2 separate regions of the Homo sapiens genome follow, and region 2 is linked to region 1. A link is a loop called in an ENCODE intact Hi-C map of the cell type or tissue named here. Cell type or tissue: endothelial cell of umbilical vein. All regions are shown on one strand. Each heading gives the region's core, and the rest is flanking DNA. Links, peaks and the distances in the headings are about the cores only. Region 1 has its middle 66 kb from the start of LINC02792. Region 2 has its middle 170 kb from the start of LINC02792.

Region 1 (9,996 bases), core at 1,997-9,996:
GAAAAAACAGCATGCAAGAGCACATCCAAAGAATTAAATTTCTGAGGAGGAATATAAAAATTTATTATCAATTAAAAAATCCTATCTCATTAAAGAAAAACAAATTTACAGCCAAACTTCTTGCCAGGTGAATCTACTCTTGTAAATATAAGACAATATAACACACACAAAAAAAAACAAAAACAAAACAAACAAAACACTGGGTTAAATTTCCAGAGAGCTGGGTGTACCTGAGTCACTAATTAATTTGTGTGATGTAGGAAAAATCACTCAATCTTTCTAGGCCTGTCTCCTCACCTATAAAAAATAAAGCAGTGGGACAGAAAGTAAAGCAGAATTTAACAGAGTTTAATTCCTTTTTTTTTTTTTTTTTTTGAGACGGAGTCTCGCTCTGTCGCCCAGGCTGGAGTGCAGTGGCGGGATCTCGGCTCACTGCAAGCTCCGCCTCCCGGGTTCACGCCATTCTCCTGCCTCAGCCTCCCAAGTAGCTGGGACTACAGGCGCCCGCCACTACGCCCGGCTAATTTTTTGTATTTTTAGTAGAGACGGGGTTTCACCGTTTTAGCCGGGATGGTCTCGATCTCCTGACCTCGTGATCCGCCCGCCTCGGCCTCCCAAAGTGCTGGGATTACAGGCGTGAGCCACCGCGCCCGGCCCAGAGTTTAATTCTATGGCTTAAGGAATCTAGGTATCTGAAGGCTAGAAATTATAATAATTATTAATTTTTCTTATTCATCTGATTTCTGTGGAATTCTTAGTGACAGCAAGGGAACAACAACAAAAAAAGCACATTAGTAAAGATTTTTTTTTTTTTCTGAACAGACTATTATTTCCTCACGGTGGTTAAACCCTGATGGACTACTTGCATATATTCAATACATATGCAGGAGAGTTGATCCTTGTGCTATAACATTTGTGTAGTACACGGCTAGTTGTCTTGCAATTGACACAAAGTCTACATATTTATGACTGAACATATTTCTGGAAAAGACGGTTCACTAAGGACTGTAATTTGAAAAACAGGTGCAATTAGCCCACCTGCAAAATTAGTTTATGTGCACATTTCTGTAATAATAAAAACAAATTGGACATTTAGTTACTAGATATGCATTTTTGTAGTCTATTCTCTTTTATAATAACAAAAGAAAGAAAAGATTTTGCATGCATAATTTGGCATTCATATATGGTATAAACCCTGTTTTTCTCACTTACTTTGGAAACAGTAAGAAGGGCCACAGCTCATAGAATAAATAATATTTTGCGATTAAGAATGACTATGTTCATGCAATTTGCAGACTAGTTTACATGGTTGTATTCTGATTTTAATTTAACAGAGCCAAATCCAAATGAGTAAAAGTGGTGACTCATGTGGAAACTGGCTTTTGAGACATTTAAAATACAATTTAGAGCTTGAGTTTGATGCTGTAAAGTAAATTCATGCTATCTTGAATAGAACGTTTTGCAGTCAGGCATTGCATAAGGACATTATGGTCAATGATAGACCACATATGGGACAAAGATCCATAAGATTATAGCTCCATGTTCCTTGTCTATATTTAAATATTATTAGATGGAAAAATACTTACCGTGATTTACAATGGCCTACGATATTCAATATAGTAACTTGCTCTACAGGTTTGTAGCCTAGGAGCAATAGGCTATACCTTATAGCCTAGGCATGTAATAGGCTATATTATCTATGTTTGTGTAAGTACACCCTATGGTGTTTGCACAATGACAAAGTCACCTAAGGACACATTTCTCTGAACATGTCCCTTTCACTAATAAATACACAACTATTTTGTTTAGCTTAAGCAAATAGTATGTCAAGTGCTGTTAAATGTAAAACTGAAAAGACAGTAGCATTTGGTTGGCCACTAGATGTTATACACAATGCATTTTGCTAAATAACAACACCACAGTTCCTATATAATAGAGATAATACAATCTTTTGAGCAGATGTTATAGGACAGTTAAGTAAAATAGCCACATCATGCCTGTGGAAAGATTTTGTTTTTACCATCTTACAAATAAGAAAATTGAAGATCAGAGAGGCTAAGGTATTTGCCTAAAGTGACGTAGCTGATAAATTTGGTATTGGGATTCAAGCCTGGGCAGTGGAGGCAATTGCTTTTCCATCCAGCAAAATGTTAAAGGACTTCCAAATATTACAGAAATTATATATTGATTTAGAAGTATTTTTCTAACTCATTTTGTGGACTTTTTAATTCATGAGTAAAATCAGGAAATGAATTAACAAAATAATCTCATGATTTCTAGTTCTTTCTATTCTTAGTAAGTGGAGTGGGTGAGGACTGTAAGATGTGCATCCAGACTTCCTCCAATTGAGTAGCAGGCCCACCTGCTGTTAAAGATGCTAGAGAAATATGTTGTAGAGGAATTAAAATTAATTTTGGAGGTCTGGTAGGTTAATGTCATGACTTACGTATTAACGTGTGTAACCTACCATCAATCTCAAATACATTTGAAGAAGAAATGAATTTGAAGAAATGAAAAAAAAAGCCTTTTAATAGGCATAATACCAGTGTTATAGCAAAAATGTTTCCAATGGTCCAATTTTGAAATTAGTCATGATTTCTGAAGCAATGACTCTAATCACACCCACCTCAATTTTATTTCAAAAGAAAGAAAGAACAATAATATCTTAGTGCTAACATAACATCAATACTGTGCATTTCTTTTTCTCTAGAAATAATCCTAACATTACTTTGATGACATCTAGAACTTTGAAGAAATTCAGAAAATGCCTTTGCTTAGATGTTTGCCAGTACTAATCATAGTTTTTTTTAATGCCCCTAACATGGTCCCATTGCTTTATTCTTGTTTGGCCTTATGTGACAAGCCACAGGCAGATTATGATGTAATACAGTGTAGTAAATGTTATTAAAAGTGGTGAAATAAAATGCTGAGTGTGGGCCGGGCGCGGTGGCTCACGCCTGTAATCCCAGCACTTTGGGAGGCCGAGGCGGGTGGATCATGAGGTCAAGAGATCGAGACCATCCTGGCTAACAAGGTGAAACCCCGTCTCTACTAAAAATACAAAAAATTAGCCGGGCGCGGTGGCAGGCGCCTGTAGTCCCAGCTACTCGGGAGGCTGAGGCAGGAGAATGGCGTGAACCCGGGAAGCGGAGCTTGCAGTGAGCCGAGATTGCGCCACTGCAGTCCGCAGTCCGGCCTGGGCGACAGAGCGAGACTCCATCTCAAAAAAAAAAAAAAAAAAAAAAAAAAAAACTGAGTGTGAATCACAGTCATCGGTGCTTTACGTGTTTTTACAGGTGTAGGTCTTTTTCAGGAATTTCCTTAAGTTTAGTCAATTTTTAAATTAATTCTTAATAATTATTTTAATATTCATTAAAATAGAAATAAGGACTATTTTAAAGGTCAACTTTGTCACTTTCCTCGCAAGGAGAGTAAGCACTGGGAATATCAGGTAACTGGGTCTCATAGCTTAGATAATGGGGTAAACCTTATAAACAGATCTTACAGTAGCAGAATATTTCTTAAAATATCTGGTATTTGTCCATCTTTTCATTTCTAAGTAGCTTATAAACTTTATGGAAGTGACCTCATTAACCAATTTACCATTTCTCAGAAGTAGGTTACAAGGTAAAGTATTTTAACTACTGCTTAAGACCAACTTCTGGGAAGTTTTTCCTTCTGAACTCTGACTCTGGGCCCTGGTTTATTTAAATAGCACAATGGTGAGTTCCAGGTTGTGATGAATAAATGGTAGGCCTTGAATGGGACATGAAACAAATTACTTGACTTTTGAAAGTGGTTCATTAGAACTTGTGCAGACTTGTTAATGGAAGGCCTTGAAGAGACCATTAAGTATATTTCTTTATTACTTTGCAACACAACACCTGAGCTAGCTCAGAAATATAATAACCTGTCTTAAAGAAATCTGTTAAGTTAATGTTTACAATACATTCTAGATTGCAAAATTTATGAGGGAAGATGATGTTGGTCTAACTTGCTTTCAGTAAGCATCCTGTTCATGTTTACTTAATATATGAATTAATAGATAAACAATGATAGTTTAAATGTATTGACAATACACTGTTTCAGGCATTATTCTATGAATATTGTGCATACACGTTCACTTAATTATCAGGAGCTAATAATAATTATTATTAATTAAAAGGAAGAAAACAAATTTTCTTGTGAAATTGATAATTTAAATGGTCAAACTTTTTTCAGAAAAGTTTTCCTTCTGCATGAGCAAAACCCTTTATGTTTTCTGTTTCTTGCTCTTTTAAGAATAAACATATAGAAATACTAAGGTAAATACATTAAATATTTCATGACTATAAGAAAATAAGGAAAAACACTTGGGAATTTAATGTAAACATTTCTACAAAAACACAAATAAACTGTAAAGATAAAAAGCACAAGAATTGTTACTTTTACATAAAAATACCTTGTACATTTTATCATAGGTAATATAAATTTAGATGCATCCCCTTTAAATAATTCCATTTGTAAAAGATTTACAGTTTTAGAGCATGTGGTAGATATTTTAACATTATTGGGAAAATAAGATTTATATGCATAATAAAAGATGCAAATTCTTAATGTTGATCTGAGTTACAAGCAGAGACATACTTTTTACATATTTCTTCTCATTATGGATTTAAAAAAATAATTGTGGCAATTATTCAGAGACTTTCACAGCCTCTTCCATTTTAGTAACTGCATTTACCTTTGAATGTAGAATTCATCCGACCAGGGTCATAGTTTTCTTAAAAGAAGAACAGTCATAGTGCTGGAAAAAACACTAATGATAGTGGTAACACATTTAGGAATCCTAAAACTTACATAGTGTTTACTTACAGAAGATGAAGGCCAGTATTTTTATCAAAAGATACTGTGTACTTGTCCCTGAATTGATTGTCAGTCTAGCAAAATAGAAACTTTGCATGTATTCTTGTCATAATCTTATTTTTTTCAAAGTCCTTCATCATCAGTTGGGTTTTTCTTTTGGCTTCATGCAGCACTGGAACCTCATTCTGTAAACCACTAGCTATGTGATCTTTAAAAAGACATCAGCATCTGACATAAATGGTTCCAAACAATTTGAGCAACAAAGCACATGCCACAAATAACTTATGTGCCTTTCCTTTCTAATAAAACCAAAAGCACTCACACGCCATCTTTGTCCCAAGAATGTCTTATTTGAGAGTAAAAGAATAGAAAGAACAATTGCCTTAACTTTTTTTCTCATTTGTAGTAAGAAGATAAGAAATAATAATAATAATAGGACAGAGGTATTATTACCACCCGGTGCAAAATGGGGGCTATCACTCTAAAGAGTGAAATGGAAATGAAAACACTGTTTTAAAATTAAGTTTTATGTTGATAGCTATATTCTGCCAATCCATTAGTGTTGATAAAATAATTCTTAAATGTTTTTAGAGGCCTTGATAAAAAATTGAAATTTGCCAAAATGTTTCTCTCTTTTTCTCTTTGTTTCTCTCTCTCTCTCTGTCTCTCCGTCTGACCCCTATCCTTTTCTTATGAATCTGAAAATTTGCTGTTACTCTGTTGGAATGGGGGTCCTGCTCCTTTGAAACTATATGGCATCCACTCTGAAAGCCAGTAAGTATTTGCAATAGAGTCCAATTCCATTTGAAGGAGTTGTTTTGTTTAGGCTCAAAGTACTGACGTCATTCTGAGCAATTTACAAAATGTGTACCCTGCTGTAAATGTTCAGTGTCAGTTCAAAAATTACATTTATATGAAATGTTCAAATCAGCGTTGTAGTAGACACATTTTATATGAAGTTTTAAAATAACTTAAAAATATTCTCTTTCTATTACACAAAGAAAAAAATCATCATCTATAATTCAATTTACAAAATAATTATTGAAACATTCATGAATATGCATTTATAGGCTGAATTTCTAACTTAAAGATTAGGTCTTTAACTGAGATCATGTTTTTCACATACAATCTGTGCTACTGGTGTAGTGATTGCTTTCTGGGTGTTATTACTAACTCCTTCCAAGAGAGAGCAGTAGTGAATTGCTTTATTTGTGCTGGCTATGTAGTTTTACTCAAAAGTACTGATTTTCATTTTCAACTTTATAACCTTTCAACCTATTGACCATGAAAAATGCTCTGACACAACATGACACATATAAATGTTTAAAGTCGAAAGGGTAATTATCTATATTCATAGTTAAAACTGTGCCTTCATTTCACAATAGAAACCATATGTTCACTCAAAACACTTTCAATAGGTTAAATAACACCCAGATTAACCCTGAGTTAGTTTACTGGTTAAAATAATAACAGCATCTTCTTCCAATTCAGTAGTTCATTTATCATCTCTGATCAAGGCACTGGACATGAACTTTCAAGATTTAAAAGCTTAAGTTTAAAAAGAAAAAAGAAGCGAGAAAAAAAGCCTACAGATGTTTAAATATCCTCTTTCTTGACCTTATCATGGTCTTATCTGTTCAGGTACTTAATATCAGCTTTGAGAGTTATTATTGAAAACTATATATTCAATTTTGTCTGATATTTAATAAAATAAAACAATTTCTCTCTCAAGTCATGAAGGCAATAACTTGTAAATTTTTCCTTAGCACTGTACCATATGGAGAGCAATTTAGAACAATTATTGAATTTTTTTTAATGCAAATTGCATTAGGCCTTGATCAGACCAGTGAGGTAGACCAGAATGAGGAAGGTGGACCTCTGTCAAGGCCAGGCTAGAACATCTTGCTTCACTGGTCAAGTGAGGGATTTTGTGAGACAAATATGTGAAATGAAACTTAACGTCACTTTCAAATAAACCAGCTTATATTTATATAGTCATCCTTACAATAATTGATTATTCTGAAACTTTTAATCATTGCAGCAGAGAGTTACAAACAGAAAACAAAATTGTGTATTATAATAGTAATGAGAAGCCAAAGGAAAAAGACACTTTAGGGAAAAAAAAAAAAAAAGACCAAGAGGCAAATGACTTTTCAGCATGTGCCAGCTCTGGTCATGTTATGCTGGTTGCAAACCCCTCCGCACCATGCTTTGTAATGTCACAGTTCTTTGTCAAGCTGCAGAGGAGATCACCTCCAATGAACAGATGATCTACTGGGGGCTTCATCAAAAAGGACCTTTCTGCCTCTGTAGAAGTGACATATTTTTCCTTAATATTTTATTCAAGCCCCACTGGAAGCAGAGTAAAAGCAGAGTACGGAATAAACCACGAGACCTGTGGATGCTTGGTTGATATACTTGTTCTGATCACAATATTATTATTTTTTATGATGATACAATTGCTTGGAATTGTCATTCCTCTATATAAAGATAATACAAAGGTATGGGAACTGAGGAGGACAGTATTCCCTTTGGATTTAAATAAGTTTCCATCTTTATAGGTAAGGGCATGAACTCTAGGAGGGAGCTTTGACTGAGTGCTTTTTCCCTTGAAATAAAAAAGAAATACCTTTCTGCATATAAAAACCAGAAGTTCTACTTGTTAAAGAACAGCCTCTTTCTATCAATGGAAAAAAATAGTTTTCTAAAATTTTGCAGTTTTGCATCCATCACTGGCTGATATGCTCTAAACAAGTGAGAAAACCATTCACCCTTAGAAAAGCTGGCTGTCACCTAGTTTACGCTCTATATGTGAGTTTTCATATGTTCTCCTTATAAACCTGTACCATCATTTATGCATCATTTACCATAAAGATAGGACTTACTAATAAATCTCTTCTATAGAATGCTATAAAGTAATTTGAAGGTCTTTCATATTCAGTATCTCAAATGACTCTGCAGCCTTCATTTTGTCATAGTATAGATTATTTTGGATATGGTTTACTTGAGCCTTACTGTTATTTATCAACAAGACTCTGAGTCTATGAATATAAAGAAAAATTCTTAGCATCTGCATGGGAGGAATACGCAAGGCTCTTGCCTCAGTTCCAGTTATTGAAAGTTAACACCAAGGCAGCAAGGCTTTTAAAGCTATCTACACTCACAGTAAGTTCTCAGCAGTGGCTGCTAAAGCCCATGAATCCAGAGGTGGTAAAAAACATTTATGTTGCATTATCAGCTCAAAGTGACAAAAGGCAAGTTGCAGTGCCAGGGCGAGTGTTTCATTAAATTTTCCAGTGAGTTAGCACGTGGAAAAAAGAATTGATACATGGTTAACGCTAGCATGTGAAAGGCTGTGCTCTGCAGATCTAATAGATCCCAAATATAAGTAGTATCTACACTGATAGAAAGAAGGGTTGGAAAGAAGCAGTCAGAGAAGTTGTATCAGAGATGATTTACTCTTTTATTGGGTTTACTGTTATAATTTTGTTTTATGGACTAGAAAGAAATTAAAAGTTTTACAAGGAAAATGAGAGGTTATCACTCAACTTCTTTTGTTTTGTAACAAAACAAAACAAAAATTGGAAAAAGTAAGATAAGTTTAAACATTTATTATCCTTTAGCAAGTTTGGTGTTCATTAAGGACACCTACCATGGTCAAAAAAATCAGCTAAGCAAGGGTAAAGTGTAGCATTTTTAGACCTAATTCAGCAGTCTTCAGACAACATTCTCTAAAGGTGCTGCTCACTTAGTTTTGCTCTTTCTGGACAATCAGAAACTTAACTATGATACTTCCATAATTTCATCTCTTATATCCCTGGGTCCTATAACTCTGAATTTAATACAAACTCTATAGAGGTTTCTAATGAGAATTATGTATTGTAATGCATACCTTATTGAAACATAAATATATTTAATAGCTTAAATATAGCCTGTGAATTTCTGGTGTTGACGTCTATTTTCTTCTCACTGAATATCCAGGGACAAATCCCAATCAATGCAGCAGAAACTGACCTGACTTCTCTTGAATTGTTCTGCTGATTGTTTTGTTTGCTTTTCCTGACCTCATTCCTGTGTGCCATTTGGTTCTGGGTTCTTAGTCTTTGCAATGCAAATGCCCAGTGTTAACTTTAAATGCAGTCAGTAAGGAAGCCTTGTTTCTTTCCAAAATGCTCCGAAAAAAAATGCTGGCTGTCTGCTTGACTTGTTAAATGGGAAACTGGTTTTTGTCTCTAAGTTGGCCCTGAAGCACTCTCTCCAGCCTGCTCTGTGATGTCTGTGTTCTTTTTCCAACTCTGAGGTGAGGAGAAGAAGTGATCTGATCCCCAGGGTGAAAGAAACACTTCCTTGTTGGAGACAAATGAAAACATATCTCCTGCTGAGGGGTGCCTTGTCATTTCTTATGTAACAACATTAAGCATGTTTCCGAGGAAAGGGGCTGGGATGTTAATGCTTAGCTACTTCATAGGCTAAGTCATCTGGGACAGAGTACATGTTTCGGGCACAAAGATGGGGGAAAGGTGTTGAAGTAAAAAGAAGTTGCGCAGGAATGTCAGAAACTACTTGCTTTTTAAATTACTCAGCATTTACTAAGCAACAACTTTCCATATGTAATATGATGAGTATGGCAGAGAATTAAAGATGAATTAGACCTAAAATCTTTATTCAGGGAGCTATGGGAGGAAAAAAAAAACTCAGATACATTAATAACTTTGGTACTAAGTAGAAAGACAGTCAGGGTCATTAGTGAGAAACTGGTTGGTGTCAACCAGGGTGGGGAGTAATAAGCAAAGACTTTCTGGAAGAAATGGCCTTTGATTTGGTCTCTAAAAGGTAAGAACCTGTGTGTGCAGAGGTAGGAGTTTGAGGGTCAAAGTGGTTTAGTGCTAAATGGCCTTGCACATATAATAGTATGTAATTATATTTGTTTAATGTATATTGGATGGAAAGAGGATAGTAGAAAATACGTTTTATAAAGTAAGTTTGAGAGAGATGGCATAAGGCTTTGAATACCTGGGAAAGGAATTTAAATTTTATTTTCTAGAGCAGGCTTTCTTAACTTTTAATCTCTTCCATCAGAATCTCCTGAAATGCTTCTTAAACAATCATTTTCATATTCATAGGCCTTACACTAGCATCTCGATTACTAAA
Region 2 (17,526 bases), core at 5,138-13,137, 240 kb after region 1:
AATAATTTAGTACTGATTGTTAATTTTTTGTGTGTGTCCCTTTTGCATAGGTAGATGAATATCAGCTCTCGATATTTTCCCCTCCTGATCTTCTAAACAATGACCTCTATAACCTGAAAGAAAATTAGTAGTGTGCAGGAAAAACATTTTTTAATGATCCTGAAAAAAGGTTAATTACCTTCACAACTAGAAACTGTTCATTTCTTCCCCAAACCTCTTCTTAATTCCCTTTGCTGCTCTACCTTATTTGTCAGATATTTATATCTCAAATGATTATTTTATTCCCTAAAAGAATGGGGCCTTTCTTGGTTTAGACTTTGCAGAGCTTTCGTTTATTTTATCGTACAAAATAAAATCCATGACATTTGCAAAGTACATTGATATTCTTTTCATATTTACCTTAAATATGAAGATTCATTTAAAGATATCTGTAAAAAGTGCACCCTGCTATGTTTCACTAAATAAATGTTATTCAATTAATGTAAATAATATCTTATTTTTAAGGATAAAGCTTTTTAAAATTTCATACATCTAATTATTTATCCATTTTTTAAAATTTTTAAATTTATTTATTTATTTTATTTTTTAGAGACAGAGTCTCTTTCTGTTGGTCAGGCTGGGGTGCAGTGGCTTGATCCTAGCTCACTGCAGCCTCAAATTCCTGGGCTCAAGTAATCCTCCCATTTCAGCCTCCCCAAGAGCTGGGATTACAGGAACCTGCTACACCCGGCTTGGTTTTGAAATCCTGGCTTCAAGTGATCCTCCCGTCTTGGCCTCCCAAAGTGCTGTGATGACAGATGTGAGCCACCATGCTTGGCCTGTTTATCCTTAAACTGCTTTTGAAAAATCTTGATTTTAATGGGAATTTTTAACATTATAGGAGCTCCTAGTAGCAGTATTTTAAAGACAATGAAACTTTCAAACTATATATATTTATCAACAAAATGTACTCTAAGCAGTTTTACCAGTAAAGTAATTTGAGCAATAAGTCTCTGACTCCACATGCAAACCACATTTTCTACCTTTTGGCTGCCAAAAAAAATGAATATGGCTTTTGGCTTGGAATTCATTTAAACTTCATTTTCCCCTTTGTTTCAAATTTGTATTTCTTCTCTTCTCAAGAGCATTTTCTATACAAAATTTTTCTATCTAAACTTGCATGTGTTTTACCCAGTTAGCTTCATGAACAATGATTATTTCTTCATCACATTAAAAAAAATGAATTAAAAGGTAAGACTCTATAAATCAATTAGTTCTGGATACTACATAATATCAACCATACAACTTTCTGTGGGTTTGAAAAACCCAGATGTTGACATCATAAGGGCAATACCTGTAGAAAATTGACTGTATCTTTCAGTTTTAGTATTTCACTCTCATCCATGTGAAGAGACCATCAAACAGGCTTTGTGTGAGCAATAAAGCTGTTTATTTCACCTGGGTGCAGGTGGGCTGAGTCCAAAAAGAGAGTCAGCGAAGGGAAATAGGGGTGGGGCCGTTTTATAGGATTTGGGTAGATAAAGGAAAATTACAGTCAAAGGGGGGTGTTCTCTGGCCGGCAGAGTGGGGGTCACAAGGTACTCAGTGGGGGAGCTTTTGAGCCGGGATGAGCCAGGAGAAGGAATTTCACAAGACAATGTCATCAGTTAAGGCAGGAACAGGACATTTTCACTTCTTTTGTGGTGGAATGTCAGCAGTTAAGGCAGGAACCAGCCATCTGGATGTGTACCTGCAGGTCACAGGGTATGTGATGGCTTAGCTTGGGCTCAGAGGCCTGACATTCCTGTCTTCTTATATTAATAAGAACAATAAAATGAAATAGTGGTAAAGTGTTGGGACAGTGAAAATTTTTTGGTGGTATGGAGAGATAATGGGTGATGTTTCTCAGGGCTGCTTCGAGCGGGATTAGGGGCGGCGTGGGAACCTAGAGTGGGAGAGATTAAGCTGAAGGAAAATTTTGTGGCAAGGGGTGATATTGTGGGGCTGTTAGAAGAAACATTTGTTATTTAGAATTATTGGTGTTGGCCTGGATACAGTTTTGTATGAATTGAAAAACTAAACAGAATAAGAGAAGGAGAAAAACAGGTATTAAAGGACTCAGAATTGGGAGGACCTACGACATCTAATTAGAGAGTGCCTAAGGTGGTTCAGCATAGCCTTGCCAGTAAAGATTATTTATTTACTTTAAGAGTTAAGAGTGGCGGTTTGGGGATAGCACCAGGAGATATCAGCTGTGCTGGCTTGGAGAAACAGTGTAAACTGGCAGTGTAAACAAGAGCAGGGCATGTATGAGTAGTTGAGAACGGTGAATAGGAGTATGACTAGACAGAAGATAGTAGGGATGACAAGTTTTTTGGGGCACAGTCCAAGTTGGTCTGGTGTCTGGAATGAGACTGGGGCCTAATAAAAAAAGGAGCTCAAATGGGCTGTACCCTGTAGCATTCCGAGGACAGGCCTGAGTTCTGAGAAGTGAAAGTGGTAAAAGTATTGTCCAGTCCTTTTTAAGTTGGTGACTGAGCTTGGTGAGGTGTGTTTTTAAAAGACCTTTAGTCCATTCTACTTTTCCTGAAGACGGAGGACCATAAGGGATATAAAGGTTTCACTGAATACTAAGAGCCTGAAAAACTGCTTGGCTGATTTGACTAATAAAGGCTCGTCTGTTATCAGACTGTATTGAGGTGGGAAGGCTAAACTGAGGAATTGTGTCTGACAGAAGGGAAGAAATGACTGCGGTGGCCTTCTCAGACCCTGTAGGAAAGGCCTGTACCTATCCAGTGAAAGTGTCTACCTAGACTAAGAGGTATTTTAGTTATCTGACTCGGGGCATGTTGAGTAAAGCTAATTTGCCAGTCCTGGGTAGGGGCAAATCCTCGAGCTTGATGTGTAAGGAAGGGAGGGGGCCTGAATAATCCCTGAGGAGTAGTAGAATAGCAGATGGAACACTGAGAAGTTATTTCCTTGAGGACAGATTTCCACGATGGAAAGAAAATGAGAGGTTCTAAGAGGGGGGCTAGTGGCTTGTACTATAGCATAGCCTGCCTTTGCTGGTGTGTGGCGATTAGGCCTGGTGGAACTGCCATCAATAAATCAAGCGTGATCAGGGTGAGGAACAGGAAAGAAGGAAATATGGGGAAATGTGGTGAATGTCAGGTGGATCAGAGAGATACAGTCATGGAGGTCAGGTGTGGTATCAGGAATAATGTGGGAGGCCAGATTGAAGTCCGGGCCAGGAACAATGGTAATTGTGGGAGTTAACAAAGAGTGAGTATAGCTGAAGGAGCCAGGAAGCCGAAAGTATATGCGTCAGGTATGAGGAAGAAAATAGATTTTGGAAGTTATGAGAAATGTAGAGAGTAAGTTGAGCATAGTTTGTGATTTTTAGGGCCTCTAAAAGTATTAGGGTGGCAGCAGCCACGCACGCAGACATGAGGGCTAGGCTAAAACAGTAAGGTCAAGTTGTTTGGACAGAAAGGCTACAGGGTGCGGTCCTGGCTCTTGTGTAAGAATTCTGACCGCACAAACCATGCCTAGGAAGGAAAGGAGTTGTTGTTTTGTAAGGGATTGAGGTTTGGGAGATTAATTGGACATCAGCAGGGAGAGCACGTGTGTTTTTATGAGAATTATGCTGAGATAGGTAACAGATAAGGAATAAATTTGGGCTTGACTGAAGTAATGGGGGCTGTCTGTGAAACTTTGCGGCAGTACAGCCCAGGTAATTTCCTGAGCCTGATGGGTGTCAGGGTCAGTCCAGGTGAAAGCGAAGAGAGGCTGGGATGATGGGTGCAAAGGAATAGTAAAGAAAGCAGGTTTGAGATCCAGCACAGAATAATGGATTGTGGAGGGAGGTATTGAGGATAGGAGAGTATATGGGTTTGGCACCATGGGGTGGATAGGCAAAACAATTTGGTTGATAAGGCATAGATCCTGAACTAACTTGGAAGGCTTGTCTGGTTTTAGGACAGGTATAATGGGGGAATTGTAAGGAGAGTTTATAGGCTTTAAAAGGCCATGCTGTAGCAGGTGAGTGATAACAGGCTTTAATCCTTTCAAAGCATGGTGTGGGATGGGATATTGGCATTGAGCGGGGTAAGGGTGATTAGGTTTTAATGAGATAGTAAGGGGTGCATGATCGGTCGCCAAGGAGGGAGTAGAGGTATCTTATTCTTGTGGGTTAAGGTGGGAGAATACAAGAGGAGGACGCAAAGGAGGCTTTGGATTGGGAAGAAGGGCAGCAATGAGATGTAGCTGTAATACAGGAATAGTCAGGGAAGCAGATAATTTAGTTAAAGTGTCTCGGCCTAATAAGGGAACTGGGCAGGTGGGGATAACTAAAAGGAGTGCTTAGAAGAGTATTGTCTAAGTTGGAACCAGAGTTGGGGAGTTTTAAGAGGTTTAGAAGCCTGGCCGTCAATACCCACAACAGTTATGGAGGCAAGGGAAACAGGCCCTTGAAAAGAAGGTAATGTGGAGTGGGTAGGCTCCGTATTGATTAAGAAGGGGACGGGCTTAGCTTCCACCGTGAGAGTTACCCGAAGCTCGGCGTCCGTGATGGCCTAGGGGGCTTCCGAGGTGATCGGGCAGAGTCAGTCTTCAGCCGCTAAGCCAAGAAGATCTGGGAAGCCGTCAGAGAGCCTTGGGCCAGAGTTCCAGGGGCTCTGGGAGTGGCTGCCAGGTGAGTTGGACAGTCCGATTTCCAGTGGGGTCCCGCACAGATGGGACGTGGCTTAGGAGGAATCCCGGGCTGCAGGCATTCCTTGGCCTGGTGGCCAGATTTCTGGCACTTGTAGCAAGCTCCTGGGGGAGGATGTTCTGGAGGAAGGCCTGGCCGCTGTGGTTCAGGCGTTTGGAAGTTCTTGTGTGCTGGAGATGTGGCTGGGGTTTGTCTCACAGTGGAGGCAAGGAATTGCAACTTTTTTCTATTATTGTACACCTTGAAGGTGAGGTTAATTAAATCCTGTTGAGGGGTTTAAGGGCCGGAATTTAATTTTTGGAGTTTTATTTAATGTCGGGAGCAGATTGGGTAATAAAATGTATTTTGAGAATAAGACGGCCTTTTGACCTTTTAGGGTCTAGGGCTGTAAAGTGTCTCAGGGTTGCTGCCAAACAAGTCATGAACTGGGCTGGATTTTTATATTTGATGAAAAAGAGCCTAAACGCTATCTGATTTGGGATAAAGAAAAAGGAGCATTAACCTTGACTATGCCTTTAGCTCCAGCCACCTTTTTAAGAGTAAATTGCTGGGCAGGTGGGGGAGGGCTGGTCACGGAACGAAACTGTAAGCCGGACCAGGTGTGAGGAGGGGAGGTGATAAAAGGATTATAGGGTGGAGGAGCAGAGGCTGAGGAAGAATTGGGACGTAGCTCGGCCTGGCGAGGAGCAGCCTGGGGAGGAGGGGAGAGGTCAGATGGGTCTGTAGAAATGGAAGATTAGAAAGACTCAGCGACCCTTGGGGTTGGGACTGAGGGGACGGGTGGGAGGGAAAGAAGGAAGATTTGGGATGAGTTGCATTGGGAACAGAGACTAGAGAGGGACCGACGTGTAAAAGAATGCCTGGACGTCAGGCACCTCAGACCATTTACCCATCTTACAACAAGAATTATTTAGATCTTGCAGGATGGAAAAATTGAAAGTGCCGTTTTCTGGCTATTTGGAACTACTGTCGAGTTTGTATTGCGGTCAGGTGGCATTGCGGAAGAAAATAAGATGCTGAGAGTTTAGGTCAGGTGAGAGCTGAAGAGGTTTTAAGTTCTTAAGAACACAGGCTAAGGGAGAAGGAGCAATGGAGGGTGGAAGGTTGCCCACAGTGAAGGAGGCAAGCCCAGAGAAAAGAGAGAGTAGAGAAACGGAGGGAAGGGGTTTGGGGGTTCTTACCCTCCAGAAAAGCGGGAGAGGTAGGGGCACGGAAATAAGGGATCGGGGCACAGAGATATAAGAGGTTGGGGTGTGGAAATAAGGGATCAGGGCACAGAGATATGAGGTTGGGGTACTTTCCCCTCCCCTAGAAAAGCGGGACTTGCCTCTAAGGGTGAAGGACCAAGACAGGCGTCCCTGCGTGGTCTGACACCTCTGAAACATGGGTGAATAATCAGAGAGGCGTCCCTGAAATGATTAAACACCAAGGGAAGGCTGCCTTCCCAGTCCGTGACCAGCACTGGAGTTTTGGGTCCACGGATAAAACGCGTCTCCTTTGTCTCTACCAGAAAATGAAAGGAATTGAAATTAAAAGAAGGGAGAGATTGAAGTGTGGTGCCAAGATTGAAAGGAGAAAGAGGTTGAGGGATAGTAAGTGAGGTTGGAGGAGAGAGTAAAAAGAGGCCACTTACCATACTTGAAATTGGTGAGACGTTTCTTGGGCTGGTCAGTCTGAGGACCTGAGGTTGTAGGTGGATCTTTCTCACGGAGCAAAGAACAGGAGGACAGGGGATTGATGTCCCAAGGGAGGTCCCCCGATCCAAGTCACAGCACCAAATTTCACTCGTGTCTGTGTGAAGAGACCACCAAACAGGCTTTCTGTGAGCAATAAAGCTGTTTATTTCCCCTGGGTGCAGGTGTGCTGGGTCCAAAAAGAGAGTCAGGGAAGGGAGATAGGGGTGGGGCCGTTTTATAGGATTTGGGTAGGTAAATCCTACCCAATCCAGTCAAAGGGGGGGTTGTTCTCTGGCGGGCAGAGTGGGGGTTACAAGTTACTCAGTGGGGGAGCTTTTGAGCCAGGATGAGCCAGGAGAAGGAATTTCACAAGACAATGTCATCAGTTGAGGCAGGAACAGGACATTTTCACTTCTTTTGTGGTGGAATGTCAGCAGTTAAGGCAGGAACCAGCCGTCTGGATGTGTACATGCAGGTCACAGGGGACATGATGGCTTAGCCTGGGCTCAGAGGCCTGACATAGTATAATTTCCACCATCGATTCATCAATCAATTAGCACCAATCAGTTAATCAATCATCATCATCAGTAATTGTTCTTAAATATGTATTGAGCACAAATCATGTTATGACATTACCTTAGAAATTAAGTAAATCTATTGGTGTAAAAATGAGTTATTTTTAATGGCAGCTTATGGTTGACTTGGGGAGGCTCGATATATTGATAAAAAAATGAATTTAAGATAATGTATGATACAGAACAGAAAATGTGTTCTGTGATAGTTCACAGGCAGGAGCGTTTGAGGAGATAGTTCTCCATGAGTCTATCATATTACTGCACAAGCAGAGGCACTGATTCCTTTTGTTCCAGATTATCTCTTATGGATGTTTGTATAACAAGCAGCTTAGAATGTATGGTGTGTCCCTCAGAGTAAAGGGTAGATTTGTGGGCTGCCTAGTGTGATAAAGATAATGTTTCCCTCTAGGAAAAGATTAGGCAGATTTGCTTCCAGTCCATTACAGAAACTCAAGGTTTTCTAAACTCAGGGTTCCTCAGCTCTGATGCAAACCCTCTGCGTGCAAAGCTTCCACAGGAACCATTTTATGTCATTCTGTAGGATTTGAGTAAGAAGGGAGCTGACACAAACATGAAGCTCATAGTGCTTTCTGTGCCATGAGGAGTAAAATCCTATGTCTCTGACCCAAGAGTGTTTTGTTTTCTGCCAGTACATATGAAATTGTGGCAGACTGACTTACTAGTTTGCAAGTAGGCTAAAATTTCAGCCCTTTCACAATTCCTTACAGAGGTTTGTTTTGGAGGAAAGAATCTCAACGTTTAGATTATATAAGTGTAAATAAATTCTTCCCAGGTTTTGGCACATTCCTAGTCATGGACAACTTTTAATTATCTAGAATTTAGAACTCCATCAAACCCCAAATAAAAATGAAGGAGTGTGGTGTAGGTAAAAGGTGTAATTCACAAATTTGTTTGTTGAGGGTGAATGTAACAGGACACACATATGTGAAAGAAAGAGGGGTTGGAAAAGTTGAGTAATTTCAAAATTATGTTTGATTTGCTATTTGACTTGTGTTACTTGAGTAAAAGCCATGATGATAAACCCCTTAATTTTTGCCCAAAACGTTGTATAGATGGTAATTTTTCAGTTGAAAATCCTTATTGTAAATTATATTATTTCTCCATATGTTTATTCTCTAATTTGATTTTTGGCAAGCAGTGTTAGTTATCCTCATCTTGTTTCTGTACAGAAATGTATATAGCATAGCTTTGAAATTATGGCTACCAAATGGAAGATAGCTTCCTATTAAGAGATTTGATCATGGGCATGCTTATGTTCAATAAAAGTTATCAAAATCATGATCATAATTAGGAAATTTGATTCTCCTCATGTACAGCACGTTATGAATTATGCGGAGTTATTTTTGAACCACAATGCAACACTAAATTAGGTTCCTCTTTCTTTAAAAAAATTAAAGAATAATCAGTTACTATTCTCTCCTCATTTCTAATTTCTACAATGGTGCCTTGATTGTAAACCTACAGAAATCATGTCTTTTTTCTCCCCCTATTTTCTGTTTTAATATCACTTCACATCCGTTTCACTTTTTCTCTGGGGCTCGTTTATGAAGCCCACTGGCACTGGTAATGATTCTTCATGGTGGAACCCAGCAAATGCTGTTGCCATTTCTCTTAAGCCAGACTAGTCTTGCAAACATACTGACTCCATTTAGTGAAAATAAAAGGGGATAGAACAGAAAGAGGAGATCATGCGTATCTTAAAATAACAACAGCCATATGACAGTTTCAGGCCTGTGTTTGGAGAGAATTTGCATATATCCCATTAAGCCTGCCTGAGCTCCACTTTCAAATTTTGATGTTGCCAGTCAATTTGCAGAGGTCAACAATATCTTTTCCTAAATGCAAGTTTTCTTATAATTGCACCTCAATAACTGACAACTGGCCCTGACAAAAAGACAAGAAAGACAAGTGTTTGTTGCAAGAAAACATCAATATACAGCGTTTTGTAGACAGGACTACTCTGGAGAGACTCTGCTATATTTGGACCATTAGCATCAAGTCAAGGTTTCAAATGATAAATTCAATTAGAGTGGAGTTGACTAAGTGATCTAAAATAGTGTGCATTAGGAGCAATGTACAAGCATGGAGTTCATTAAATAGCAGTATCAGTGTGATCACCTTTTAGTAACATAATCAATTTACTGGTCTTTGAATAGTAGCAGTGGTCAGACTAAATTAAATTTAATGTACATTGACCAAGTGATTTACAGTATCTAGATTTACAGTATCTCAGAATAAAGAATGATGACTTTCAAGCATTCCAGGAACGAAGGGAGGAATAAATTATAATATGGGCCAAGTAAGGTGAGAAAACTTATCTTTTGTTTGCTTCCAAGTTTTACAATAGTTCTTTTTCTGAAGTCTGCAAAAAAAATGTCAGACTAATTGGAATCCTGTGAACCCCACAGATACTACAGACTTGAGTGCTGCATTGACAAATCGGTATTCCATTTAAATTCCCATCAAAGCCTTTGAGGTTTATATTCCTGAATTCCTAATGACAGGTGCTATGCAATCAGCACTATTACCATATGCTGGAAATAGGCATTGTAGCTTAATAAGGAAAGCTTGAAGATTCAAAGACGGGACAAGCAAAACAGTCTGAATTTATTACAAGCACATCCAAATCCTTCATCTTTCAACTTTTTTCTTAAAATATGATATATGAATAAAAGAATAGTAACAAAGATCTTATCTGAGTGGTGGCCACATGTGTCATATTCAGATATATTTTTCCACAGCCTACATTTTGTCCCCAGAGAGCTGTTGTCTATTTGTATAAGATTTGCCAATAACCATCACAGCCATGTCCAATATTCTATACTTGTACTCCAAGTGTCTGGCTTGTTGATGATTTGGGGGGAAAAAATTAGAGGACCAGTGGAAATCTGTTTGATGTGTTTATGCTCCACATGCTCTTTAGAATAAATCAGCTTCCTATATTTTAACAGCAATTGGTACTATTCAGGGTTAGAACAGGTTGTATACCAGAAATTCTAAACTATAATAGATACAGCGGTTGCTACCAAATAAAATAAGATACGTCTTCAATGGAGAACACTTTTTTAAAGTACCCAGGTTTTACATATATTCTTTAAAATTCCTTTACTACACTTCAATTCCTGCCAGAATTGACTGCTATTCTGTTAGGCAGGGCTAGGGGGTGCTATAACCTTACAGCTGAATGAAATCTGCACCCCAGTGTTGAAAACAAGATATTTTATCAGCCTCAGATCAGAAAAGGTAGGATGTACATGTGTTTGGACAAGCGTGCACACATAGGTTTCTATCCACTTTGGTAAGGTATGAGAAAGAAGAAATTTGAGTAAGAATATTTGCAACTGTTGATTTTTACATAGAATATGTTGGTGCTTCAAATCATTCTAAGTTTTAAAACGTGAATTTTGCATTTTAGTTAAATTATTGAGATTATTTTTTCTTAAGTAAATATTTTTATCTTTCTCCAAATTTTAAGAAAGAGATTCTAGAGGATAATTGAAATTCTGGATAGGCAATTATGCTAATTAAGAATTTTATTATATAATGTTTTTTATTAAGCCAATTGTGTTTCAGGTCAACCTAAGAATATTGTATTTTAGAAAGTAGCAAAAAAGCCAATTCCATCATTTAATTTACTAATTTTCTCACACTTTAGAAAATTAAATATTTTTGGTAAAGAACAAGATTTTCTTAAGTTAGAAAACAGTGTAAGTAATATTGAGCCACTATCATTATTGCTTTTCCTTCTTTAGAAGTATTGAGGATATTTTGGAATTTTTTATATTTTTATTGCAACTTTCTTTTGAATGAGACTTTCCCTAACTAATTAGTAATTAAGTAAAGAAGAGATTTTCTACTCTCTCTCTCTCTTTTTTTTTTTGAGACAGGGTCTCACTCTGCTGTCCCTGCTGGAGTGCAGTAGTTTGATCTCGGTTCACCACAACCTCCACCTCCCTGGCTCAAGTGATTCTCCTGCCTCAGCCTCCCGAGGAGCTGGGATTACAGGCACCCACCACCACACCTGGCTAATTTTTGTATTTTTAGTAGAGAAGGGTTTCACCATGTTAGCCAGGCTGGTCTTGAACTCCTGACCTCAAGTGATCCACTTGCCTTGGCCTCCCAAAATGCTGGGATTACATGCGTGAGCCACCACACCAGGCAGAAGAGATTTTCAAAAAGAACCTTTATATAAAATGTCTTTATATGTAATGTATTTTGTAAGACTCAGATTTACTGTCTTTAGAAGCTGGAATCATAGTGATTTCTTTTTGGCATATTTGGTTTCTTGATAAGCTATTTTTTAAAGGAAATTTTAAATAATGCAATCATGTCATGTCGTTTGAATCCTCCCTATCTTCTAACTTTTGAAGACAACCTGAAACAGGAGATTGGTGAGGAATAAAGCACTTGTGAATTTGGTTAAATTAATTTCAGAAAAATGTGTTAAATCCTACAATGCCTAGCACTATGATAGACCCTACAAATATGGGATGAATGAAAGTGAGGGCCTGTCAGTGGGAAGCTTGGTCCAATCTTTTCTTCATTATGAAGATGGAATATGGACCCCAGATTGGTTTGATTTCATGAACATAGAGAAAAGCCTCCACCTAGTTACTTTACTTGGCCTTTAAATAAGTTACACAGTTTGAAACACCTTTGCTATGTAGGAAAGATGTGAATTGATCTTTGTCTGAAAAGCATACTTTGTACTTCTGAGAAGAATGCTGTTTTTTACATCATCAATTATTTTCACTTATGGGGAGGCCTTCCTTAGGTCCCGGATTTCAGAGGGCAATTAAATTTAATTAATTTGGCAAATAGTGAATGAGAACTTACAATATACCAGTCCTGGTCATCAACTATGGGGACGGGGTGGTTTCTGTCATATTGGAGCCCACATTGTAGTTGAGGAATGAAAAATTACGGAGAAAATTTACGGTATGTTTTACTCTGTGAAACAGGCTAAGTAGACGATGTGAAAATACTTCAAGGGAAAATTACCTAACCTGTATTCTCTAACATGAAAATCACAGCCAAAGAAAAAGAGACAATAAATGTGTGGGATGCAGCAGTTGGAACCACTTTAAATTAACACTAAATTCCTGATTTTATTAAGAAATACCATTAGATTACAGGTTTCTAAGTGATGAGTAGTTATGTTTTGACTGACTGACTGTAAGTAGGGGTTTTGACTTAAACAGTTTTTTTTTGTGTACCCCTTGTGGCGCTCAAAATCATTGTGTATAAAAGACATCAATGAAGTGTTTTTCTACTGATTATTTGTTACTGAAATAATGATATGAAATGCTGTTTTCCTGTTACATGATTAAAATAAGCATTTAAAAGAAAATCTCAAATATATAAACCCCTTAGGGATCCAAGAATCTTAAAACTTGCTTGTCCTAATAATGAGTTAAAATGCATTGTTATTTGTGCATGGTGTTTGTGAGTGGATGTGTGTATTTATTGAACTGTGTGTGTGAAAGTGATTTAGGAGGTCAGCAAGGGCGCCCTTTCTCCTGTGCAGTCTTTACAGCTATTCAGCCCTTGCCAGTCAGAATGTGATGGATGAGTTCAGGAATTGAACTCTGACCCTCACTGGGAGAACATGGACCTTGTCAGAGGTATCTCAAAGAATTCCCATTATCCTTTCATTTTAAAGATTCTTGAAATTGCTTGTAATTCTTGCCTTAGGTAATGAAAACTTTCTTTTCAGTTTATAATAAGCTAATAGCAAAATGATGTGCATTCCAAATATCCACTCATGGCATAAAATTACTATCTGACTCAGATAATATTAATATTATAGCCAAAAAGTATTAATTGCCACTGCAACTTTTATCAAAATAATTGACCAAATTCACCTAATGGCTGTAATTTATTTGTAGCACTGAACAATTATTGGAGAAGATGAAGCCAATTGCCATAGAATAAAAATTATTCTTGTAATTTGTATACTGCATTGTTCCTGAGCACACATACAAACTCTATGTGTAATGCATAAACTCTTTAAAAAAAATTAAACACATACAAAAACACAAGCTCAGTCAGCATTAGCATTTAATTAACTGATTCCTCAAAAATAACTGGATGTTTGATTATTTGTTTCACGTCAATCCTGCTGTTGGCTGCATTTTATTTTATTATTTTTTAAAAGCCTGAATAATGAAATCCAAAACCCCACATCTAGCTCAGAGCTCCCAAAATGCCTCTAAGATAGTTGTATAGTAAAGCAACTACATCTAATTCAAGTAGGCATATTTAATCAATGGGAAAATTGTTAAGTGTCCCAAAAGAAACTATGTTAAAAAATTATTGTAAAACAACGTATATGCTGAATATACTTCAGTTCAGTTAATTTTTTTCTAAGATGTAACAATCAACTAACACTAAAATTGACAACCTTATATAAGACCATTAGGTGACATTTAAGAGCAGAATCAGCATTGCTTCTTATTTCACAGGATTTCTCAGATATTAGAATGCTTTTAGCACTATGTCTGGGGTGACCTGATTATGACAGATTTATTTTCCTTATAAATTGCTTTTAAAGATAAACAGAAGCCATTTGGGAAGAGATTTATTCTTCTCAAAATCAAAAACTCTAGCTACAAGAAAAAGCTTGCAGTTAAAATAAAAGCTGTATTTAAATATTCAACATTCAACAAAGGACATAACTAAGTTAAGTCTCTATATAATCAGAAAACATGGGATTCTACCAAAAAATTATTCATGAGGAATGGGAAGGTTAAGAGAGGAGAAATGCTTAAGTCTTACAAATTAAGCTTCAGAAACACAATTCAAGAAGGGATTGTAGCAATATGGTACCTGTTTTCACATATATTATGACATATCAAAACTTAAACATGCTTTCAGTGGTTTATTCAATATTTCATCTCCAAATAATAGTCAAAATGAAAGAATCTATTTTATGGTATTTGTTAGTTCTTCATTAATTTATCAGTTTAGTCATCCCTTTATCCACCACTCCCTTTTTCACTGCTTCCTCCTAGCACGTAGTTATAACATCTAATAGCTTTGTTTTAAATGCTAATAAAGTGTTTATTGTCATTCAGTGGTATTGCATCAGTAATATTTTCTTCAGGAATTCCAAAAAGCACAACTCTAGGTGGAGCCAAGTACGTTACGCAATCTGAGAATGGTGTTCCTCAGTGGTATTCAAGCAGAGTCACATGATAAAGCTCTGATGGATGTAATAGATGATAAGGCATAGCTCCTAGCAATTGCTAGATAAAGGCTAATTTATGATTGTGTCTCTCAACAATCCAGTTTTCCCTACCCTGACCCCTCCTCTATGTTATAACTTACAATAATGTAAGTTTATATTTGGTAAATTTCATAGTAGTAATAAAATTATTACCTCTGTACATATTTATTGGTTATCTTCTATTTGCACCTTGTTCTATATAGGTGCTAATGTGTTTGGTGGGTCGCCCTTTCATTCTCACATGGCCAATATTTTCCCCATCAAAATTACCTAGTTTCAATCCTGCCAATTCTACTTGAAAATGGTGAGATGATAAAATTGGAGGCAGGGGAAACTTTGAGTGAGGTATAGAAGGAAAAGTTTGCTGTCATTACTCTTCATGTTTGCTCTTCCAACTCTCTCCCCCAACCCCATATAGGATGGATGCCTTCTGAAACCAACATGTAATGATGTTTTCTCTTCATGTTTAAAAGATAGGATAAACTCTAATTATTTTTATTGCTCTTGGGTGGTTACACAAAGATCTATGTACCCCTTTTCCAGAACTAGACTACATTAAAAAGGAAGAAAATAATAACATCAACATGTGCTCTGTTCAAAGTCTCTCTTTAAAGATTATCCAGAAATCACAGGAATCCTTATTTCCTCTCAGAAAATATAAAGTCTTTTTCTTGTAGTGTCCTGAATAAAGTAAGAACGTTATAATTGAATGCCACAAATAAATCTGCCTCAAATGAGGGAAGAAAACTAAAATATTATATGTTACAAATATTCAAAATTTCTGGCCAAAGGCACATACTATAAATGGTCACAAGCCTTCTCCCTTTGAAGAATTCACAGAATAGCACTCAGAATTTGGCTGTGAGTAGTCAAGCTTCATGGCTATACAAACAATGCAGACACAGGGGTCTGAGTTTGGTTTAATGTTCTCCTGTAAACATTTTGAAATTCTTAATAGTTCATGAATACTGAGCCTCACATTTTTGTTTTTTACTGGGCTCTGCAAATTATGTGGCCATGGATTCTGGTGGAAGCACATTTGCATCAGTTTGGGTTCTTGAATGCTTGGAAGTCAAGAAAATTCCATCATCAGCAAAGGACTAGACTTGAAACAATTCCTTAGCAACTGAGAATTACTGCCATTGCTTTAGCTAGAGAATTAAGAGGCAAGAAATACTTCTGTTCATTCTCTGTCTCCTGGTTTTCTGAACATTCATGTTCAGGTTGAAATAACCAAAAGGAGCTCTGGTAAGAAGAAATATTTTTCATTTTGACAGATTCTGAAACAACCTTTCTCTTGGCTGTTTAGCTTTTCTGTTTGTATTCTCTCTTCTGCTTTCTCTGGAAATAGGTGAGTTTACAAAAGTGGAAAATTCACCTGATTCCTTTTTGGCCTTGCCTCTATGACTGCATCTGTGAATGCATCTATGAATTCCTTAGAAGCTTGGACTCTGGAAGCCAAATGCTTTGGTCTGGCTCCCCTTTGGGGTACTTAAAAATTTTTCTATAGAGTGTAAACTTGAAAAACTTTTTAATAATCTCTTCCTGAGATTTCTCATTGGTAAAATAGGAATAACAATAGTATATAGTATATATCTCGTTTCTTTTTATTAGACTTAAATGAGATAATGTATATTAAATATTTAACAAGTTCCTGGCACATACTAAATTATCAGTATATTTAACCATTTCTTTCTACTGTTAAGTTCAGCTTTAATGTCAGTCCTTTATGCATATATCATATTATCTAAAATTATATGCCAAAATATCTTGAAGTATTACGTTGGTAATTATTTTATCAATAAGAATTATTTCTGTTTTGCTACCAGCACTATGTAAATGTTGTTTCTCTGTTGCCTCTTCCTCCTTTATTTGAAGTCTTTTAAATAAATGAAATTTTATAGTAACTATTTTACATAAACGTTTTCTAGTAGTTTCTCTTTTTTCAGAGCTCCACATTTTTTCTTTTGCTTTTTCAAATAAAACATGTAAGAGGAAGCTAAAATATGAAAAAGTGCTTAATATTTTTTATATTCATAGCTTAAAACTAAATATAATACTAGCTTCCATATATTAAATCAATCTACTGGTTATTTCTATGAATCATAAAAATACCATTTCACAAATTTTACTTTCAATCACAAAGAACTGATAATGTTTTCCTTGCAAAATGAGATTTACATCCTCTTTTCTCAGCAAATGAATATAGAAAATAGTGCAAGAGATTATCGTTGGCAGAGATTCATGAATAGAAGCTGGGCGTTTTTTCTCAGGGACCCCAAAGGGGAAATGTTAACAAGGAGCTATAAGGTGGCAGAGAAAGCCTAATGAAGTTCATTTCCCACCAGTCAAAGAGATGAACATTTTAGGAGGCACAGCAATCGATCAATAGGCTTATTAAATATTAACACATCTTTCTCACTTTCTTCATTAGAGTTTTTGCAGAGTAACTAAGAATGTGACTGTGCCAAAGACTTGAACTCTTTCAAGAACCAAGGTAGACATCAGCAATCAGTGTTGATATTTAATTATAATACATGATGCTTCATCTCAGAAATACCAGTAATGTCACTGGCATGGAACTCTAAAGAATAACCATGTATAATCATCCTGTCTCTTTATCCTCCACGTGCACACACACACACACACACACACACACACACACACACACATACACTTCTTGATTAAAGTCATAAAGCCATAGTCAATTGTTAAGAATAAGCACTTGGCGTATCAGAGAGCTACTAAATAAAATCCCTAGACAGTCTTTGTGATAGTTGTTTTCAAGATCTTAGATGTCTTGACAACATTACCCTTCTAAGTGCAGGTTACAAAGTTTACTCAGACTTACCTCCTGGATATTTTAGGTGAGTGTAGTGCTCAGTCTGGACATCTGCTTTTGAAAACAGTATCCTGTTTGATTTTCAAATGTATTTTGGGGGGCCTCTCCTATTGTGATTATTGTATTGTCAGAGTGTACATTTTAACCACATAGATCTCTTAAAAAACAGCAACTGATTTCTACAGGATGCTGAAATGCCTCCTTAAATACTCAGAAAAAAATGTTTCTCCCTAATGTACTTAATTTTCTTAGTTGAATGATAAATTTGTACTACCTTAAGCAATTCTTCATCACTGTATCCTTAGACCACTGTGAGGGGTATATTTGAAGACTGAGGTTAAATTATTATAGTCATAAAAATATTTCAGGCTACAAATATGCAATTCTTAGGGAAAAATAAAACTGTTTGCTGCTTCTGAATTGAACTTTCAAAATGCTGCTTTGAGAGTATATGTTCACGCTGAAATACTTTTTTTACTCTCCATTGCCCAAAG

Evidence for each region. Hi-C counts contacts between places; a loop is a spot of excess contacts. Peaks named below come from ENCODE experiments on the same cell type or tissue, not always from the same donor. Only the 100,000 strongest peaks of a DNase experiment are listed, where the experiment ranks them.
Region 2: it touches region 1 in a loop (2.7-fold over the local background); 9 of 110 quality-filtered maps call a loop at or near these places.

What each region holds. Positions count from the first base shown.
Region 1 is chr1:79,253,903-79,263,898 of GRCh38, forward strand. No RefSeq gene overlaps it. Among named protein-coding and RNA genes, the nearest start is that of LINC02792, 66 kb to the right of the region's middle. In endothelial cell of umbilical vein, for the core only: a CTCF peak has its summit at 6,018; a DNase peak (open chromatin) is centred at 6,029.
Region 2 is chr1:79,487,238-79,504,763 of GRCh38, forward strand. No RefSeq gene overlaps it. Among named protein-coding and RNA genes, the nearest start is that of LINC02792, 170 kb to the left of the region's middle. RefSeq lists an enhancer at 1,329-1,913. In endothelial cell of umbilical vein, for the core only: a CTCF peak has its summit at 10,127; a DNase peak (open chromatin) is centred at 10,174.